2 separate regions of the Mus musculus genome follow, and region 1 is linked to region 2. The links are chromatin contacts, found by Hi-C or POLR2A ChIA-PET in ENCODE. All regions are on one chromosome and are shown on one strand. Each heading gives the region's core, a stretch centred on a gene start or an enhancer-like site at or near the end of the contact. The rest is flanking DNA. Distances are from core to core; before and after follow the strand shown. Region 1 holds the start of Phf1 (PHD finger protein 1). Region 2 holds the start of Crebrf (CREB3 regulatory factor).

Region 1 (4,424 bases), core at 1,703-4,202, 220 kb before region 2:
CCTCCCACCCCAGTTCCCACACTTTAGAACCCTTACCTCCCCCAGGAGCAGACTGTCCCAATTCTCAGAGGTGAAGGGGAGGATCTCTCGGTCAAAATCAAAATATTTCTTCTTACAGCAAACGCTGAGGTGGTAGAGGACAAGATGGGCCACATCCACCCTGGAGGAGCATGGAATTGTCAGCAGCATCGGCGCTATCAAAATCAGGGGTCATTAGGGTAACATGGTGGACAACAGAAATGAATCACAACCCATCTCACCAGCGAAGCTGTAACCTCCGGACCTTCTCAGGGCCGCCCCGGCACACACAGCACTCAAATTCATAGAATCTGCACATGGGCCAGGACAGAGGATGCACCTCATTCAGCCCTCTGACCCCGGCTGCAGAGGACTGCGGGAGAGCACAGGTGGACTCCCGAGCATGCGTGCATGTCCTGTCTCACCTGTCTCCGTAGAGGAGGGGCTTGCTCAGACACTGGGTGCAGGCCTCATGGAACCACTGGAGGCAGCTCCGGCACTGCAGCATTTTCAGGTTCCACCTGGAGGGGAGACAGCGCTTGTGGCCCTCAGACAGCCTTCTTGAAACCACAGGGCCCCCTCGCCCCCTGTTCACCCATTTTCCCGGGCTCTGCCACCACAACAACCCCCATCCCATAGCTTGACAACACCCTCTCCACTCACTCTCCAGGGCCTCCACAGTAGCAGTAGCTCTGCTGTCTGTTGCTCAAATGTCCAGCATCCCAGTCCAGCCCTTTTAATCCGTATGGCAGGGAGAGCTTCATGCCCAGCATGGCCCGGGCATAGGGACCTTTCTTCAGTGCGCCTCCCCTCTGCAGAGGGACAGACAGATGGAGACCTCAGAGAGGCAGGAACGGAGGAGAGACCACAGGAGCTTCCCACACAGGGGCAGAGAGGCACCTTTACCTTAGTGGCGATTGCAAAGACACACTGGCGGCATACCCAGGATGCGCCCTCTCCTTCTCCAGGGGCCGGGGCCCTGGGAACGTGACAGTCCTGGTGATAAGCTGAATAAGGACAATGTTGAGGGTAGACCACTGTGTGCATCTAAGTCCTGCTGTGTGTGTTATCCTGACACTGCAGGTGAGTCAACAAGCTTCTCACAGCTGAGGGCCTAGCCCAAGGAAGCACGGTTAAGAAAGGTAATGTAAGCCCCTCAGCTTTGCATGGCCTGGGTCACCTGATCTATGGCTCCCTCGCCCTGTTCTGAGAGATGTGGTGACAGGGTGAAGACTGGCCAGGACAGGAGACATAACTCATGCTATAAGGCAGGGCTAGTGGCAACCCAGAAGACCCAGGGCAGACTGCACCACCTAAGTATCCTGGCCTCTCACCATGGCGACACTTCTCACAGCTGACCAGCCGGTTCCCAGGTACCACGGTCTCAGAGCGACACACACAACAGAGCAGCTCCTCCCCAGGGAGGGCAGCTGTGAGGGAACAAAGTGTCAGGAGGCCTACCAACAACCAGTGTCCCCACCCACTCCAGCTTCTGCTGTCACAGGCTTCAGTCTGAAGGTCTCACCTGGGCTGATATCCTTCCATAGAACCAGAAACTGGGAATCGTCCTCAAACTGGACCAGACACACCTCTCGAGCACTGTCCACCTGGAATGGGTGCCCAGTGATGCTAAAATGGGAATGAGAACTGACTGGAGACTGGGAAGGCAGTGAGATCAGAGGTGGGTCTTACCTTTTTGATGGTACCCAAGTACAGCAGCCCATCAGTCCATCTGGCCAGCACATCTTGGCCTTCCCAAAGCCGAGGTCTGGGGCCTGAGGTGGGAGCAGGGGAAGCTGGATCCCAGAGAGAGGGGGCACCCAAACGGCTCAGCCGGGGGAGCTGCGCCATTGCATCCTGGGGGGGCCTATTCCAAGATAGGATGGTTAGAGTTATGGGTGCTGAGAAAGTTTCCCTGAGCTCGTTGTTTTCTCTTATGGATAAAGAAACCCTGTTCCTGGTGGAGCAGCTCCAACGCCCCAGTCTTCTAATCCTGAGCCCTATAAAGGTGGGTGGCTCTGGTCAGCTTCTCGACTCTACTCTTTTCCATCTCCCCTGCCTCGTTTTGTAGTTTCCCAGCTCCTAGGGACTCAGGTGAAATGATCTTTGCGGAATCAAGGTTACCGCTTAGCTTCACCTTGCCCAGCTGTTTACAGGGATCCTAAATGGGGCAATCTGTTGCCCAGAGATGTTTTGGGAGCTTTTCTGAAGACGTTTCCCGAGTAGAAACAGCTGCCTCCCCAGGCCTGTGTGTCTTATTTAGAACCACCACCCTGGTGCCAGGTGATGTTAGGTCACCCTCAAATTTGGGGCTCTCTGACCCGGGATTAGATAACTTCCCTGAGTGCCCCAAGAGGGGGGCGTGTCCCTGTCCAAGTCTCTACTCCCCTACACTGTCAGTCCAAGGAGGGACTTGAGTCGCCCCAGCACAGACCCTAAGCTGAGACCAGGAGGCTCTCCAACCCTTCTTCCTCACCGACCCCCAGCTCCCTGCCCCCCTCTCCAGGCCTCCCGCCTCCTCCTTACCGGTGACAGCCGGGGCAGCTGGAAGCCAGGTAGGGTCAGACTCAAGAGACCTGGATGAGTCTCCGGTGCGGGAAGACTGAGTGTGAGCGCCGGGGGGCGTGCAGGCGGAGGCCAGGGGGTCCCCGGGCCCAGCCCCTCCGTCCTGGCGGCTCTGGGGCGTATGACGCAGCAGCCAAAGCAGCAGCAGCGGCAGGAGGAGTCGACAGAAGGAGGGAGGAGAGTGGAGGGTGGGGAGCACCAGGGGGAGGAGACGACAGAGGGACGGGCAGGCAGCACCTCCCTCACCTCCAGCGGGCCCGGAGGGCGCTGCGCTGTTGGGGGCGCGGCCGGTCGCGGAGGTCGAGGAAATCCCTGCAGCCCCTTTTTCGGATGGGAGGCTTGCTCTGGGTCAGCAGGAAATAACCTTCTTGGCAGCTAGCCTGCAGGTCAGGGCCGGGCCCCGCCCCATGCCACATCCGTTAGCTGCCCCGCCCCCGTGGCCACTCCAAGCTCCGCCTCCGCACGCGGCACCGCCCTCCCCATTCACGCTGCCTGTCGCCCCGCCCTTCTGCGCACGCGTAACCCCGCCTGTGCGCCGCACCTGGGCACACGGCCACTCCTCCGGCCGCGAGAGCACTGGTGTAGGTTTGCTCCTCCTGGGAGGGAAAGGACAAGGGGCTATTTGGAACTAGTACTGAGTTAGTGACGTGCCCACACCAGCCAATAGGCACTAGGCGGCACGGAACCATGGTTCGAACCGGTGGGCAGGGAAAGAAAGAGATTGTGGAGTGCACTGGCAGTCACACCAGACAAGAGCATTCCTGTTCTGGGCTGGGGCTGGGGCCTGGCAGTCCTAAGAAATTGTTAAGAGGGCCCAGTGCCGAAGGGTAGAGAAGAGGCATCAGGACGGCAAAGTGTGCCCCACCAAGTGAAAGCCCATAGCCTCACTCTGCAAACACATCACAATGGACATTTCTACGTGCTTACAGTATTTATTTACAATACCTTCCTTTGGCAGCTAAAACCGTTAAGTTAATAAAACCGTTTAGAGCTGTAACAAGGGCCGGGCTGGGAAGATGGCTGGGCGGTTAAGAGCACTGACTGATTTTGCAGAGGACCCACATGTATTCCATAATCCCAGTTCTTGAAGGACCTGAAGCCCTGTTCTGAACTCACTGGAGCAGGAGACATGCACATGGTGCATGCATATACACTCAGGCAAAACAACTGCACACAATTTTTTAAAATCTAAGATTAAGAAAAGGATTAACATACAAAAGATTATTCTTTATTACATAATAAATACCCAGTAATATCATGTCTCAACTCCCACCCACCCCCACCGAATAAATACACACTAAAACAGAGACGCATGCGCACTGGCTTGCAAGGGCTCTGGATCCGACTTCACTTCTTATTAGCCTGAGCAGTACCAATGACACACTGGTTCACCTGTGGACAGATAAACAGGGTCACACAAGGTCAAGGGTTACAGATGAGAAGCCTTCCCACTCTGCCCCGTGCTGGGCCCACATCTGAATCTCTGAAGTCTCTGTTATGGAAGCAGGTCCAGCCTGCCCCCTGGAGGGATGGTGATGCTATGTCCACTAAGCCTGGAAGAGACCGGACTGAAAAGACGAAGCTTTATAGTGCTGGCTAGTTTTTATGTCAACATGACACCGGCTACTCCTCATTTGAGAAGAGGGGACCTCAATTGAGAAAATATCCCATCAGATTGGCCTGTGAGCAAGCCTTTTCTTAATCAATGATTGATGTTGGAGGACCCAACCCTAGTGTGGGCCAGTGCCACCCCTGAAAAGGTGGTTCCCCAATGAGGTAAGAAAACCGGCTGAGGAAGCCAAGAGGAGCGAGCAGTAAACAGCACTCCATTATGGCCTAAA
Region 2 (3,813 bases), core at 585-3,084:
TCACCAAAGATGTATCAATAGCCTACTACCTTTGACAACATGAGGTCACAGGTTATAAACTCATCTTAAAAGCTTTAAAAAGCATTTAACAAGGCTAATATGGTGCCAAAACAATTCCAATTTTGTATCCACATTTCCCCATTTGGAGTATCTCTCAGCTTTTTTAAACTAGGCAACACTGAAAAATATTTTAAAGTAGAATTAAAGTGACAATCATTTTACCATAGGTCACAAAATTTACAAAAAATTCCTATTTCTGCTTTTGAAAAAATAAGTCAGACCTTCATTCTTTTTCTCATTTGCTGATACTGGATAGACAAAAGTCTAAAGACTCATCAGACCTAAATACTTTTCTCAAGGCTGTTTTCTCATTAAGTATGTTAGCTTCCAATTTATGTGAGCAAGGGAGGCAAATTAAGACTTGAAACACAAGGGCCTGATCTTTGGAAGATATCCACGTTTTTTTTTTTGTTTTTGTTTTTGTTTTTTTTGGGGGGGGGGTGGATAGAAACGCCGCTCACTCAATTTTGTCTGCTTTTCCAGTCCCAATTTTCTCTTTGCAATACCCAGAAAAGCAGAAGTTCCTCTGAATGCCTGCCTCTACACGGGAGACCTGGTACAGAAACACACCCCTAACTACAGAAATACCTCCTTAAGGTAGTCTTAAGATTCAGGCCTGCTCAGAAGTAGCAAAACGGTTTGTTTTCTTGGGTTAAAGGTGGGCGATTAAAGGGTTTGGTGGCAGGATCTACCAAGCAGCGGAGAGCCGACCAAGAAGGAGACGCCAGAGACCAAGCTTCATCTAGACCCAGGAACCGCCCCCTGGGAGGCTAGACTGCCCTCGCTACTTCCCTGGCCGCCTCCACTCGGGAGCGGCTGAGCCGGGTCAGGCTCCTCCGGGCATCTTCCGGGTCCCTCCGGGACTCTAGCCCACACCCAGCCCGCCCGGCCCGCGCCCCGCTCGGCTCGGCTCCTCGCCCTTTGCCCCGTCTCCGCCCCGCTCAGTGACAACCCCCGTCCCCAGGCCCGTCCCCTCCCATCTAATATGGCCGCCCTGTCGGACCAACCCCCAGCACAGCCTAACTTACTGGGGGGGAGGGGGGGCGCGGCACCGCCTCCCTGCGCCCATTGGCGCCACGGACCCCGTCTGCCTCCTCCATTGGACAGCACCGGCCGCCACTCGACAGCGAGGGCTCCGCCTCCGGGCTTTTCAAGCTGCTTAGAGAGGACATATAAACAAATCCCGAGAGGGAGGCCCCAGTCCCGCAGCCTCCGGGGAGGGGCCGGGGGGAACAGCAGCCCCACGACGCCCCTGCCCAGAGTTCTCCCGGTCCGCTCCTCCGTCCGGAGCCTTCTGAACACTAGCTGTGCCGGTCTCCCTCACACGCCCCTCTCCTCTCCTCTCCTCCCTCCCGGCCCCTCCCACCCGCTCGCCGCTCTGACAGGCCGGCTGCCGGCAGTCGCGATCCCTGGTTCCCGGGAGCGCAAAGGGCACGGCCCTAACGGGGTCGCCCGCCGGCGCGCGCCCGCCCTTTATATAACCGTCGGCCGCGGGGGCAGCCCGATTCGGCTCGCATCGGCGACCCCGTTCCGCGCGCCCTCGGCCCGGCGGCCCCCGCCCCGCTCTCCCGGAGCCGGGCACCCGCGCCTCTCACCCGCGGTTCTCTGCCGCTGCATCCCGCCCGCCCGTGCGACCGCTCGGCATTCACCTGAGGCTGAAGGCGGTTCAGGCACTGGATCCGGCCGCGCTTACGCGGCCGCGGGCCGTCTCCATGCTGCCTCGGTTTGTTTTGTTTATGTCCTTCCTGACGGGTTCCCGGAAATCGCGTGACTCGCCCCCCTCACGTGGGCCGCGGCGAGGAGGAGGAGGGAGGCGGGGGCCCGCCGCCCCAGGCCAATCGCGAGGCGCCCTGAAGTCTGGCCAATCAGAGGCTCGGCCGGGCTAGCGCCCGTCACGTGACACCAGAGGGGCGGGTTGCTGGGGAAAACCAGGAAGAGAGGGCGGAGCGGGGGCTAGTAGGCTGCTGCTGAGCGTGGGCGTGGGCCGCTGGGGATAGCGAGCAGTAAGCTCGCGTTCGTGCGTGATGTTCTTTTCAGAGGCTTCCATATTCAGTCTGTAGCCTCAGAACTAAGATGAAGGCCAAGGAGTCCAAATGCCCACTTTACAGTTTAACTGAACCACGGGGGATTACAGGAATATTAATTAGTAGGGGGCTGCATCGACATTCTGTTTAGTAAATGACGTTCCTGTTCCCCGATTGAATTGGCCTTCAGTTGTTTGTTCATTCATCAACTCATATTTATTGAGTCTGGATCCCCAGACCCTGAGTCGGCTGCATACATCTTTGGGATAGGACCTGTATTCAGCTGTAGAAACTGCTACTAGATGCTTTATGGACAAGACTGTCTAACCTGTGATAATGTGATGATTTACGCCTCTTAATCCTGTTGATATTTTATCGGATGTGTAGTTTGTGGTAGGTTCATTATCCCAAATAGTTCTCCGAACAGACACATACGATAAGAGAACTATTTAAAAAAAATACAAAAACAAACCTCAGGAGAATTATTGTTCAAGGAAACAACCTACCTAATTATAGCAGCCTGTGTTTCCAGAAATCTCTTTAGACTCTGGACCCTCCTGTCTTAGTCTTCTGGGTGCAGGGTTACTGGTCTGCACCCGCACACACATATGGACACAGAAAAACATACTTTCTTAAGCATAGGAAAAGAAGACTAAAGGACAGAGAAACCTCATCAGATTCCCTTCAAATAACAGTTTTCCCTTGGGAGTACTCGGGGTTTCAAAGCAGGCGAGGATGTAGGAAGGGGGTATTGTGATTGACCCCTGTGATCTCAGCACTGGAGATAAGGAAGCAGGAAGATTGAAGTGTGTTCTTAGCTACACTGAATTGCATGCCCGGATAAGACCAAGTCTCAAAGTAACCTTCCGCTCCCCGCCAAATTAAGACTCCCCCTCCCCCATGCACAAAGACTCAGGCAAGTGGTAGATCAGTGGTTCTCAACCTTCCTAAAGTTCCTTATGTTGTGGTGACCCCAACCATAAAATTATTTTCATTGCTACTTCAAAACAATAATTCGGCTACTGTTATAAATCGTAATATAATGTGTTTTCTGATAGGCTTAGACTACCCCTGTGAAAGGGTCATTGGACCTCCAAAGGGGTCACAATCCACAGGTTGAGAACCATTGTGGTAGCGTCTCACTATCACCATCATGGTCTGGGATGAGAGGTGATGACATACACCTGTGACTTCAGCACTGGGGAGCCTGAGGCAGGTGTGTCTCTGTTCAGGGTGAGTGTGAACTACATTGTAATTTGCTCCCTGGTTCAAAAGCAAGCAACCATGGATTTGGGGATAAAAAGTCTGCCTAGATCATAATCCTGACAAAGGTGGGGTGGGACTAGCAATGTCTCTTGTCCTATGTTCTCCATGCCAAGCACATTAAATAGCCAGTCACTATGTTACAGGCTTAATAGTAACCTGGATTGGAATCCTTGCTTTACCACATGTGAACCAGGAAGCTAAATTTCTACCTTTGTAAAAATGGGATTGGTGTAAGAACTGGGTGAAATAATTTACATAGGGTTGGTAAGATGGCTTAGTGGGTACAGCACTTATCACACAAATGTGAGGACCTGAATTTGAATCTCCAAAACCTATGTGAAAGCCGGACGTGTATCAGGAACATCTGTAATCGCAGCACTCCTTCATGGAGATGGGAGTTTGAGACAAGAGAACCCCAGAAACTCACAGGCCAGCCAGCCTGGCACACAGTGATGATGAGACC

Evidence for each region. Hi-C counts contacts between places; a loop is a spot of excess contacts on that map. ChIA-PET counts read pairs that join two places held with the same protein, here RNA polymerase II (POLR2A).
Region 1: a map of heart shows a loop between it and region 2 (3-fold over the local background). The contact joins the promoter of Phf1 here to the promoter of Crebrf in region 2. A Hi-C loop is called at or near these places in 1 of 37 maps with a recorded cell type or tissue (heart). POLR2A ChIA-PET finds 5 or more read pairs at or near these places in 2 of 5 experiments (both embryonic stem cell).

Annotation. Positions count from the first base shown.
Region 1 is chr17:26,931,655-26,936,078 of GRCm38, reverse strand. It overlaps Phf1 (PHD finger protein 1), which reads right to left and starts at 2,952. Exons shown (of 15, transcript NM_009343.3): 1 at 2,545-2,952; 2 at 1,711-1,885; 3 at 1,544-1,625; 4 at 1,353-1,448; 5 at 925-1,025; 6 at 682-830; 7 at 444-539; 8 at 261-329; 9 at 37-160. The coding sequence starts at 1,869. It overlaps Kifc5b (kinesin family member C5B), which reads right to left. Exons shown (of 11, transcript NM_053173.2): 11 at 3,500-3,975. The coding sequence ends at 3,931. Mir6968 (microRNA 6968) reads right to left here and starts at 607; the gene lies at 540-607.
Region 2 is chr17:26,713,671-26,717,483 of GRCm38, reverse strand. Crebrf (CREB3 regulatory factor) reads right to left here and starts at 1,834. Exons shown (of 9, transcript NM_029870.2): 1 at 1,710-1,834.